2 separate regions of the Homo sapiens genome follow, and region 2 is linked to region 1. A link is a contact called in ENCODE Hi-C or POLR2A ChIA-PET data. All regions are on one chromosome and are shown on one strand. The core of a region is the stretch at or near the end of the contact, and the rest is flanking DNA. Distances in the headings are between cores, read along the strand shown.

What was found. Hi-C counts contacts between places; a loop is a spot of excess contacts on that map. ChIA-PET counts read pairs that join two places held with the same protein, here RNA polymerase II (POLR2A). Pooled maps may share reads with other maps.
Region 2: a map of PC-9 shows a loop between it and region 1 (7-fold over the local background). The contact joins two enhancer-like sites. A Hi-C loop is called at or near these places in 4 of 168 maps with a recorded cell type or tissue (B cell, Caco-2, OCI-LY7 and 1 more), 12 of 37 single-sample maps with no recorded cell type and 11 of 50 pooled maps. POLR2A ChIA-PET finds 5 or more read pairs at or near these places in 16 of 52 experiments (B cell, CD8-positive, alpha-beta T cell, GM10248 and 12 more).

What each region holds. Positions count from the first base shown.
Region 1 is chr10:110,459,143-110,462,061 of GRCh38, reverse strand. No RefSeq gene overlaps it. Among named protein-coding and RNA genes, the nearest start is that of DUSP5-DT, 36 kb to the left of the region's middle. RefSeq lists enhancers at 725-774, 785-844, 865-944, 1,015-1,104, 906-2,105. Within about 2 kb of position 1,520, at least 10 of the 41 ENCODE cell types and tissues checked have a DNase peak (open chromatin) inside an H3K27ac peak, as active enhancers do; they include OCI-LY7 and PC-9, where a contact is called at or near this core.
Region 2 is chr10:110,413,015-110,415,978 of GRCh38, reverse strand. No RefSeq gene overlaps it. Among named protein-coding and RNA genes, the nearest start is that of DUSP5-DT, 82 kb to the left of the region's middle. RefSeq lists enhancers at 1,232-1,361, 536-1,735. Within about 2 kb of position 1,323, at least 12 of the 41 ENCODE cell types and tissues checked have a DNase peak (open chromatin) inside an H3K27ac peak, as active enhancers do; they include OCI-LY7 and PC-9, where a contact is called at or near this core.

The sequences.
Region 1 (2,919 bases), core at 271-2,770:
AGAGTGTGGAAAGAAAGACTGGATCAAAGTACACAGACTTTAGGGAGGTTAGTGCAGCTGAAACCCTCCACACAATGCTTGACGCTCATGTCAACACAGCACATGTAAAGGAACGGTCGCAGTGATTATTATTAATTATTGCTGTTACTGAACTGTGTCCATTTCTATAAAGGAAACGGACTATCTCAAGTTGTGCCTTTTCACAATTCTCTGCCTCATTTCAGCATCATAACAGTCCTTTGGGGCAGGTACCCTTGTTATCATAGAATTGAGGAAACCCAGCCACGGAGAGGGTGTCTTGCTCAGGTTCACACATAACTGCAGAACTGGGATTCAAATGTGGTTGGGCTCTTCCTGCTAGAATTTTGAAGTGTCTTGAAATTTCCCAGGATTCTTTATTTTTGTTAGGCAGTGCCTGTTTCCTTGAGGTTCCCAGCAGTTAAAATAACCATTAAGAAATGACAGGAGACCACAGACTTGGTTAGGAAGGAACAGGGCTGGGAAGAAGTAGGGGCACCCTTGCCTGGCTCTCCAGGAGAATCTGACCCCACAGGGGGCTACCTGGGAAGGGACAGAACCAGGGCCAAATCCTGAGGACCTCTCTTCAGCTATGAGGCCAAGTGGCTACATCTCCCTTCTGGCCTGAGAGGCTCTAGAGGGGCAGTGAACTTCTGGATGGGTCTCAGCAACAACAGAGGAAACACAGCTCCCACTCGGGCCCTATCCTCACCCTCAGGGTTGGAGCCTGGCCTCAAATCCTGATCTTCCAGGTGCCGAGCCACCTTGAGCGAAAGCAGCAGGTGTAAAAAACGCCTGACTCAGAACGGAACCTGGAGCCACCTGCCCAAGATGCCTGGGGCGGGGACCTGTCTCTTGCCCTGCCACTATGGGGATGACATCCTCCACCCTCACTCTCTCCCTTCCCCAGAATGGCACCTATGGTGTCACCATTACCACAGGCGTTTTGGGGTGGGCACTTGGGGTCAAGCCCCTTGCTCAAAGGATGACACGAAGTCTCTAATACCTTTGTGGGCCTTTATCTACTCAAGGTTGTGTGGGGGTGAATAAGCTGTTCCAGGGATGTGTTCCAGGGGCTGCAAGAAGGTGGGGAAGGCACAGGAAGAAGCAAAGATGGAACTGGAGAAAGGGTCCCAGCGTGGCCTGGGATCAGGACCTCGAGAACAGGTGGGGAAACCTGGAGGGAAAAATGGAACTGATCAGGTGCATTTCAATTGGGCCGTGGTATTTTAGGCAACACCTCTGCTGGAGAGGTTGTTGCCTGCAAAACCGGATGAAGGCAGTGCTGTCAGGGCTTGGTGCTCCGTGAACAGCCACCTGGGGTCTGCACGTGTCTTCTGCCTCCACCCACCCCCGCTCAAACCCCCTTCCCAGCACCTCCCTCTCTGCAAGGTTCCGGAGTGGCCACCCACAGAGCAGCTCTGGGCTGGGCGCTGAGTCATGAGGCTGTGGTGCCTGCCAGGGGGCGAGGGTGGCAGATGGCTTCATGTGGGCGTGAGTGAGGAGGGGGGCAGATGGGAGGGGCAGTGACCCTGGGCCCAGCAGAGATCCAGGGAAGTGGCCTGGGAGGTAGGTCCCCAACTCTTCCTTCCCCCCGTCTTCACAGCCATTTTCCAGGGATGCCCATTCCTGCTGGGGTAGCCAGCTGTGACCAGGTCAGTGTGGAAAGTGAGCCCTGGGAGACCTGAGGCCTGAGGCCCTGGGCTTCCGCTTGACCTGGCTGGGTCAGCCGTGGGAGGCAGAGCCTGGCTCTGTTTATCCAGGCCGGACACTTCCGGAGCAGATGGGCGCCTGTCAGAGCCACCAGCCAGGAACTGGGCTGACGTCCTCTCATTGCCAAGTGGCAGGTGACTCGAGGGCCTGGAGGGAACATGGGTTTGGTTTGCCTGTTTATTAGGGAACTCTCTCTCTGAGCTGGGAGCTGCCTGCACAGCTGAGTGAGCACAGGGCAGACTCTTTGACCCAAAGGGACCTGGCCCTTTCAGGCGCTGAGTGCTGGGGACTCTGTGGGGGCTCCAGGGTCTCCCCAGAAGCCATGGCTGAGCTCTGCTTTTTGCCACCCCTACCTTGGTGTATGCATTTCCTGGGGTTCCTGTGACAAAGTACCACTAACCAAGTGAGTGGCTTAAAACAGAGATGTCTTCTCTCACAGTTCTGGGGCCAGCATTGAACGCAAGGTGTCAGCAAGTCTCCTGCCAGAGGTCCTGACGGAGGGGCTGTTCCAGGCCATGCTCCTGGCTTCCGGTGGTTGCCGGCAACCCTGTGCATTCCCTGCTTGTAGAGGTATCACTCCTGTCTCTGCCTCCATCTTCACTGGCGTTCTCCCCTCGGTGTCTTCTGCATCCGTTCTCCTCTCTCTCTCTCTCTCTCTCTCTCTTTTTTTTTTTTTTTAGATAGAGTCTCGCTCTATCGCCCAGGCTGAAGTGCAGTGGCATGATCTCGGCTCACTGCAACCTCCGCCTCCCGGGTTCAAATGATTCTCCTGTCTCGGCCTCCCAAGTAGCTGGGACTACAGGCGCCCGCCCCCATGCCTGGCTAATTTTTTGTATTTTTAGTAGAGACGAGGTTTCACTGTGTTAGCCAGGATGGTCTTGATCTCCTGACCTCATGATGCACCCACCTTGGCCTCCCAAAGTGCTGGGATTACAGGTGTGAGCCACCGTGTCGGGCATCTCCTCTCTTCTTATAAGGACTCCAGTCATACTGGATTAAGGGCCCACCCCACTCAGTATAACCTCAAATTAATCACATCTGCAATGCCCTATTTCCACATGAGGTCACATTCTGAGGTTTGGGGAAGGACATGAATGTTGGGGGGATACTGTTCCACCCAGGACACTTGGGTTGCCCATCTGCCTCATTCTTTCTCTCATCTTCAGCTTTTCCTCCCTCTTGCTCTGC
Region 2 (2,964 bases), core at 74-2,573, 46 kb after region 1:
TGGCAGACATTTGCAAGTTGGTTCTGGAAGTCACTGGTAGCTGACAGCTCCAGGCCAATCTGAAAGAGGTAGGGCCCGTTTCTGCACCAGGGCAGAAGAGTGAAGCCTTTCAGGAGCTGCCTGGGGATAAGAAACAAATACTAAGAACTCAAATCACAAGTTGCCTAGCTCCAATGTGCCAGGCGACGGGCTGCACCTCTCACCCATGCAAATACATTTGTCCCTCACATGTACATAAGGAGGTTTAGCCTCATTTTATAGGTGAGGAAAGTGGTACACAGATAGTTTGACACCCCCCAAATTCCCTAGCTAGTGAGTGACAGTGCTGGGAGCAAACCCCCAAGTCTGGGATGGGGATCAGAAACTCACAGTTTTAATGAGCACCCCAGGGGATTCAGGTAATTCTGATGCAGGTGGTCCACACACCCTTCTCCGAGAAATACTCTACTACATTATACTGGGTGCAGGGGCTGGATACAGACTGAAGTAGAAATAGTTCTGACCAACAGTGGCCTTGTCATCAGCACCTGCTTTTTACCAACCTTTTACCTAACAGGTGGCTCTGCCTGAACAAGGTCTTAGAGGGGTCTCTGGACATCTGATACAGGCAAGCATCTGCCCCTTTCTTTGCTTCCATTTTCACCTCAATAGAGCAAGGGATGACATCTTGGTGCCCTTCCTGCTCTCAATCCTGTGAATCCATTACCAGCCTCTGTGACCTGAGTACCAGACCAGGAGCTCCAAGGTTGGGTCTCAGAGTGGTAAAGGGTCTTGCTTGAGTCAAACAGTTAGTAAGTAGTAAAGCCTCCTTTAGTCAGGCTGCTGGGGTCCAGATCTCCACCATCTTAACTCCCAAGCAGTGGTGTCCCCAAGGACGGGGCCATAGGAATGGTGCACATGGGTACAATAAGAGGTCATATCATCTACAGAAAAATTACAAACAATAATAAACTGACTAACAGTGATGCACCAGCAATTCTAATCAACGTCAGTGATAAACTACTTCTGTCCCCGCCACACCCCCACTAGCTTGGTATGCCACCCACTGCCACCCTCTGCCGCATTCTCTCCTGGGGTTATGTGAGTCACTGCTGTGCAGTGAGGCTTCTCAGAGGAAGGAGAGGAAGAGACCTTGTTAGGGGTGGGGGTGAGGTCTCTTCAATGTGGTCCCCATCCGGCCACACCATCTGTGACAAAGACACCCAAGAGAATGTGGTCTGGGTGACTACAGGGCTCATTTACCTCAGGCTAAAAATAGGTGCATTCCCCGCAGCAGGTGGGTGACTCAGCAGGCCTGAGGAAAGCTTCTAGATGGAGGAAGCGCAGTCTTGCCAGCCCAGGTTTCCCCCCGGTACCAGAACAACAGGAAGGGGCTGATGACGGAATTGTAGCATGCATTTCACAACCCCTTCTGCGCCTCCCAACTTTCCCCTGCTGCCGTTCCCCAAACTCCCTGTTCAAAAATTGCTGTTCAAATTCCTGAAATTGCTAGTCCAATTGAGAGCCCAAATGAGACCATGTGGCCAACTGCTCAAACTTATGGTAGCTTTCTTCCAGACCTTAAAGAGAGAGGCGAGAGAAGGTGCATGCATGTATGTGTGTGTGCACACGTGTGTGAGAGCAGGTACATGAGAAGCAGGCCACAGAGCGTCTATACTGGAGTCTGCCTTTGTCTCTGACCTCCCAACCTGGCCGCTGGCCACATACAGTGGAACCCAAGGAGGACTGCTGATGCTCTCTGATCATTTTCTGCAATGCGTTATGCCCTGGGAAATGAAAAGTGCTCCCTTCTTTCCATCCCCAGACTTTTCAGGAAGCAAGCACAGTCCTGACCTTCTAGATATATCTCCAGAGGCTCAACAGAAGCTGAGGAGTGAGGCAATTATTTGAAGAATTCAACCCCACTTCAGGCAGCTGTCTGAGCAGATTGATGCAACGGGAAGAGGCAAGACTGAGCGCCAGGACCTAGTTTCTCGTCCTGGTGCTGCCGCTCATTTGCTTTGTGACCTTGAGCAAATCAGTTTTCCTCTCGAGCCTCTAGTTTCTTTCTCCTCTGCACATCCATTTGTTATTTCTTCAACAAATACCTATTAAATGCATACTGGGCCATGCACCTGAGTATACCATGCTAGATTCAGGAACAAGCAACTATGGAGGATGAAAAATGTCCAGGAAGTCTTTGCACCTCCTCCTAACAAAAACTAGCACTACTTCTCTGTCCTTTGACTCTAGGATGACCTTGTAACTTGCTTTGACTAATGCTGCGAAAGTGACTCTTGACTTTTGCTCTCGCCCTCTTGGAACCCAGCTACCACATGAGGAAGCCCCAGCTAGTCTGCTGGAGAGGCCACATGGAGGAGAACTGAGCCTCCCTCACTGACAGCCTCCACCAACAGCCCATCAAGTTAGACTATGCAGTCCCAGTCAACAAGCCACTTGACCAAAAATGTAAGAGTGAGCCCAGCCAAAACCATCTGGAGCAGAAACAAGCCACCCTGCTGAGCCTTGACCAAACTGTCAACCCACAGAATTGTGAGCAATTACATGGTTGCAGTTTTCAGCTATTAAGTTGTGGTGGTGGCTTGTTATTGATATAATTAATGTTTATTGACAATTTCCAATGTGCCATTGACAATGCTAAATGTTTTACATATATAATTTCATTTATTCCTCCCATCAACCATGTGAGGCAGGTACTACTATTCAAATATCCATTTTACAGATGAGAACACTGAGGCACAGGAAGGAGAAGCAACTTGCTGAAGATCAAAGAACAGCTGGGTAGGGGAGCTGGGATATGAGGCCAGGCAGTCCAAGCTTCAGAGCCTACACTGGTAATTCACCACCACCTTACACAGAACCAAACAGACCTGGTTCTTGCCCTTACAGAGTTTATCATCTAGGTGGGAGACTGGCATTAAAGAAACACAGAAATAAATATACAATCACAAATATTGATGAGTG